2 separate regions of the Homo sapiens genome follow, and region 1 is linked to region 2. A link is an interaction called in ENCODE POLR2A ChIA-PET data of the cell type or tissue named here. Cell type or tissue: Panc1. All regions are shown on one strand. Links, peaks and the distances in the headings refer to the core of each region. The heading gives the core; the rest is flanking DNA. Region 1 has its middle 8.7 kb from the start of LFNG. Region 2 has its middle 20 kb from the start of GRIFIN.

Region 1 (2,906 bases), core at 117-2,616, 54 kb after region 2:
AAACTGGGTCGCTGAGATAGAGTGACAGCCATGGCAGGTGGGGATGAGACAGGAGGGAGGGGCGGCCACCACTGGGCACAGCCCAGCCTCTGGGGATGCCCCAGGCCTGAAGATCTGCCCGAGGGGGGCTCAGAGCCCCGAGGAGGGCTCAAGTGACTGCCGGTTTGCAGGGAGTGGGGTGGAGGCTGGAGTGGGGGGCGCAGCTGAGACCAGAAAGAAACAGCTAGGACCCCACCTGAGGCTGGAGACACAGCCAGGACAGGGGACTCTCCACCCAGAGAGACGCCATAGGCCAGGTTGTTGGGGACAGGCCTGGACTGGTCCCCAGGCCCCACCCTGCTGAGGCAGGCCAGCCAGCTGCCCACCCCTTGGCCTGGGCATGTCCAGCTTTTGCTCAGTTTCCCAGCCTGGCAGGGCTTTCCGAGGGGTTGCAGGGAGAAGCAGGCCTGGCCAAAAGACCGCCATGCCTGAAGGTTCACCTTCACCCCCTGGCACCACCAAAGACCCCGCCCAGGGGAAGTCTTGGAGCCTCAGCGCCTCAGAACTTTGGGACTTCCTGGCATATGGGAGGCACCCGGAGGTGTGAGCCTGAGGGGTTCACTTTCAAGGGTGGCTGGAGACACCTGCTGCTGGCCATGTGGGCCTGGGAGGCCTTCTGGGGCCTCCATCTTCCCATCTGTGAAATGGGACTTGGACCTAGATGCTCTTCAAGGTCCCTTCTTCCAAGTCTTCTGGCAAGAGCCAAGTCCAGGAAGCTCAGCTCCATTGCGTCGGCATCTGGACTGAGTACTCTGTGGGTGCCGGGCTGTGCTGAGGGCTGGACGGGACCCAGGAACAGACAACAGGTAGAGTGGAGGAGGGAGCAGCGAGGAGACTTCCCACAGGGGTGGAGACGCTGAGCACTCCAGGCAGACACAGAGGGGCGGCTGGAGTGTGGGGATCCTGGGCCTGGCAGGGCCTGGGGGGTTCGGCAGGCAGAGTGGGCCAGGGGGTGGCCTGAGGACGCCAGGGGCAGAGCCAGCCCTCCCAACTGGGCAGTGGGGAGCCAAGGGAGGGTGGCAGAGCCGAGCCCCATCTCTAAGATATGGGGACAGCCCTCAGAGCCAGCTCCCACCCAGCTCCAGCTCAGGACAAGCAGTGGGCATGGAACTGAGATGCAGGAAGGCCGAGGTCTGGAGACGCACGTGGGCTCCCCGAGGTGACCTAGGGGTGGGCGGCCCTCAGCCCTGCCCGGAGATCCCTGGTCCTACTGAGTCAGCCACCGGGGAGAAGATAAGGGACCGCCAGGCTCTTAAGGGGCCTGACGTTGCTGTTGGGTGAAGTGCCCGCCCAGAATGACCTCAGAGGCTGCCGGGGCCACCTGGCATATCACCCTGCCCGTCTCCGCAGCTTCCTCTGGCAGTGGGTGGATGTATAATGTCCGCCCGCTGCCAGAGGGTTCACGGCACCACAGCCCTGCTGAGCCCTGCTGAGCCCCAGCTGGGTCCGACCTCCTGGGTACCCCAGGGACGGGGAGGCCAGGCACGGGGGTTGCTGTGCGGGTTGGACAGTGGTGATGGTGGACAGAGCCACTCCCAAGAGTGTTAGAGACCTGGGGTGGGGGCATCCAGGCAGACCACCCTCACCCCACCCTGTGGGACCCAAACCAGCTCACTTCCCTCTCTGGGCTCAGCTTCCTCATTTGCAAAATGAGGCCAAGAGTCACACCCGGCCCGGCCTGTGACCCCGGAGCCCCCTCCAGCCTCCTGCCTCACTCTGGCACCAGGCCTCCCTGCAGCTTGCAGAGCAAGCGGGGTACCGTCTCCCCGAGGTGCAGCCTGGGGGGCTGTGGCAGGTGATGGGAGCAGCTGTATTTGAGGGCAGGGTCTGTCGGGGAGCCCCCCAGCGTGGGGAGAGGAGGAGGGACCAGGGAGTGTAACCTGGCAGCCCGCAGCAGTTCCGGCTGCTGCTTCTGTCAATACGGCCTTCCTGTTTTGGAGATTAAACCCCGGCTGAGCAAACAGCTTTCCAGGCGGCCCCTCCCTCCACCCCAGCCCCAGCCTTGTCTTCAGGTCCTAAGGCTGGGACCACCTGGAGGCTGTGGGGGTGGTGGGGGATGGAGGGGACCAAGCTTTGCCATCCCTGCCCTCACCAAGGCCTGGACCACAGCCTGAGCAGCCCAGCCCCTGCCCCTGCCGCAGCCTCCTCCCAGCCCCCCGCCGTGGGCTCCCCCGGAACCCCCCCGTGCGATCCTTCCAATCCAGGGCAGCCTCACTGTCCTGGACGCCCGGCCACTGCATCCTCTGCCCTTGTGTGACCTCCTGCAAGAAGGCGGGAGCACGCCGTTCCCGGGCCTCATGGCCAGACACAAGCCCACCTTGTGAGGACCCCAGGCGAGGCAGGAGAGCCACCGCAAGAGCCCCACCAAGGCACGGCCAGGGGAGGGCCCGCCATCTCTTGGATGGTTTCTGCGCCGTGGCCACTGACATTGAGGGTGGATCATTCTTGGTTGTGGGGCTGTTCTGTGCATGGGGGGCTGTGGGGCAGCCTCTCTGGGCCCTATAGGCCAGACCCTACTGTCTGTTCAGCCCCAGCCCGGTGGCGACAAATGAAAGTGTCTCCAAACATTCACTGTCAGGTGTCCCCAGAAACCAAGACGAGCACTGGATAACCCCGTCTGGGCAAGTCCCTAGCAGATGGCGTGCACAGAAACGGGCTGCAGAGAGAGGACGGTGCCTCCAATGCTTGGACTTTCCTCTGATGCCAGCCTCAGCCCAGCCTCTGCCGCCCTGAGAGAGACTCTGCCCCACCTCCCCACACCCGCCTCCACCATCCCCTCCTGCCAGGGTCCCACCCCTGAGCAACACGGCCCTGCCTTCTCTCTGCAAATCCTTCCCAGACTAAGCTGCAACACTGGCAGAGCCTCC
Region 2 (2,906 bases), core at 237-2,736:
ATCATCTGTATATGCTGCTGATTCGGTTTGTAATCTTTTGTTAAAGATTTTTGTGTCTATGTTCATGAGGCTAGTCCTCTGTACTTTTCTTGTTGCATCATTTTCTGACCTTGGTGGAAGGATAGTACCGGCTTCACAGAGTGAGGTAGGAAACGCTTCCTCCTCTTTTATTCTACGAAAGATTTGGCATTATTTCTCTTTCAGTACTTGGTAGAATTTACCAGTGAATCTATCTGGGTTGAACTTTCATTTGTGAGAAGATTTTTTTTTTTTTTGATATGGAGTTTTGCTCTGTCGCCCAGGCTAGAGTGCAGTGGCGCAATCTTGGCTCACTGTACCTCCACCTCCTGAGTTCAAGCGATTCTCCTGCCTCAGCCTCCCGAGTAGCTGGGACCACAGGCGCCCGCCACCACGCCCGGCTAATTTTTTGTAGTTTTAGTAGAGACGAGGTTTCACCGTCCTAGCCAGGATGGTCTCCATCTCCTGACCTTGTGATCCGCCCGCCTCGGCCTCCCAAAATGCTGAGATTACAGGCATGAGCCACCGCGCCCGGCCGAGAAGATTTTAAATGACTAGTTCAATGTCTTTCGTTGTTACAGATCTTTTCCAATTTTTGGTTTCTTCTTAAGTCACTTTTTAAAGTTTGTGCCTTTATAGGAATTCATCCATTTCATCTAAGTATTTTACTTTGTTGGTATAAAGCATTCATAATATTCTCTAAGAAGCCTTTTAGTTTCTGCAGGGTCCGTGACATACGCTCTTTAATTCCTGAATTTGATCATTTGTATGTTCTCTCTCTCTCTTTTTTTTATTACTTTTTTTTTGAGATGGAGTCTAGTTTTAGATCTCTTTGTATTTATCCTACTTTGAGTTGACTGAGCTTCTTCAATTTGTAGATGAATGTTGTTTTAATCAAATTTGGGAAATGTCTGGCCATTTTTGTCTTCAAATACTTTTTCTGCCCCTTTTTCTCTCCTGGGACTGCCATTACATGCATGTTGGCACAGTTCATATTGTCTCACAAGTCTCTGAGGCCCTTTTCATTTTTCTTCAAATTTTTTTTCTCCGTTCTTCAGATTGGATAATTTTTTTTTTTTTTTGAGATGGAGTTTTGCTTTTGTCGCCCAGGCTAGAGTGCAATGGCACGATCTCAGCTTACTGCGACCTCTGCCTCCGATTCTCCTGCCTCAGTCTCCCAAGTGGCTGGGATTACAGGCGTGAGCCACCATGCCCAGCTAATTTTTGTAGTTTTAGTACAAATGGGGTTTCACCATGTTGGCCAGGCTGCTCTTGAACTCCTGACCTAGTGATCTGCCCGTCTCGGCCTCCCAAAGTGCTGGGATTACAGGAGTGAGCCACTGCACCTGGCCCAGATTGGATAATTTCTATTCATTGATCTGTGGTCAAGTTCATTGTTTCTTTTTTCTGTCATGCGACATCTGCCCCTCTAGTGATTTTTTTTTTTTCATTTCAATTATACTTGTCAACTCCAGAATATCCATGTGTTTCTTTTTTATAATTTTTTTTTCACTTTTTAAATATAATCCATGGGGTCACATTTTTTATATTTCGTTTCTTTATTGAGTATCTCTATTTGCTGATTCATTGTTGATATGCTTTCCTTTCATTCTTTACACATAGTTTTCTTTAGTTCTTAGAACATCTTTATATTTCCTGCTTTGGAGTTTTGGTCTGAAAAAGTCAACATCAGAGGACACTCAGGGACAGTTGTTTTTGGAATAGGGATCATAAATTTGTGTTTCTTTGTATATCTTGTAATGACTTTGTGGAAAACCAGACATTTTAAATGACACACTGTAGCAGCTTTAAAGTATTATTTTTCTCCCTTGAGGGCTGATGTTGCTGCTATTTTTCTGTTTGTTTCTTTTGTAATTTGCCTCAACTTAGTTTGTGAACTCTGTCCCCTCCATGATGTGCAGCCACTGATGGCTCTGATTGTGTCCTTTTTTTTTTTTTTTTTTTTTTTTTGAGATGGAGTCTCGCTCTGTCGCTCAGGCTGGAGTGCAGTGGTGCAATCTTGGCTCACTGCAATCTCTGCCTCCCGGGTTCAAGCGATTATCGTGCCTCAGCCTCCCAAGTAGCTGGGATTGCAGCTGTGCACCACCATGCCTGGCTAATTTTTGTATTTTTAGCAGAAACGGGGTTTCACCATGTTGGCCAGGCTGGCCTAGAACTCCTGACCTCAGGTGATCTGCCCGCCTTGGCCTCCCAAAGTGCTGGGATTACAGGAGTGAGCCACCGTGCCCGGCCTCTGATTATGTTTTTATTATTTATTTATTTTAAGACAAGTTCTTGCTCTGTCACCCGGCCCGGAGTGCAATGGGATGATCATAGCTCACCGCAGCCTCAACTTCTGGGTTCAAGTGATCCTCCCATCCCAGCCTCCCAAGTAGCTGGGACCACAGGCACGCACCACCATGCCCAGCTGGCCATGGGATATACTTATATTGAAAAAGTGAATTATTATTTATCTGAAATTCAAATTTAATTGTACATCCTGTTTGTGTTTTTCTAAATATGGCAACCCTACCTGGGGGGATCTTCTTGTAGTAATTAATATGGTGAACTGAGGGTGCTCCCACATACCTGTTTCCTTCCCATCCTCATTCCCATTTGATGACCTCGCTTTGAGATGGAGTCTCGCTCTGTCCCCTAGGCTGAAGTGCAGTGGCGCGATCTCAGCTCACTGCAAGCTCCGCCTCGTGAGTTCACACCGTTATCCTGCCTCAGCCTCCCGAGTAGCTGGGACTACAGGCGCCCGCCACCATGCCCGGCTAATTTTTTGCATTTTTGGTAGAGACGGGGTTTTACCGTGTTAGCCAGGATGGTCTCGATCTCCTGACCTCGTGATCCGCCCACCTCGGCCTCCCAAAGTGCTGGGATTA

Evidence for each region. ChIA-PET counts read pairs that join two places held together with the same protein. Peaks named below come from ENCODE experiments on the same cell type or tissue, not always from the same donor. Only the 100,000 strongest peaks of a DNase experiment are listed, where the experiment ranks them.
Region 1: POLR2A ChIA-PET joins it to region 2 with 11 read pairs; 8 of 35 experiments call an interaction of 5 or more read pairs at or near these places.

Annotation. Positions count from the first base shown.
Region 1 is chr7:2,509,653-2,512,558 of GRCh38, forward strand. It overlaps a transcript of LFNG not described here. Among named protein-coding and RNA genes, the nearest start is that of LFNG, 8.7 kb to the right of the region's middle. RefSeq lists a silencer at 1,732-1,781. In Panc1, for the core only: no CTCF peak of the experiment used is centred there; no DNase peak of the experiment used is centred there; H3K27ac peaks cover 1,096 bases.
Region 2 is chr7:2,455,220-2,458,125 of GRCh38, forward strand. No RefSeq gene overlaps it. Among named protein-coding and RNA genes, the nearest start is that of GRIFIN, 20 kb to the right of the region's middle. In Panc1, for the core only: no CTCF peak of the experiment used is centred there; no DNase peak of the experiment used is centred there.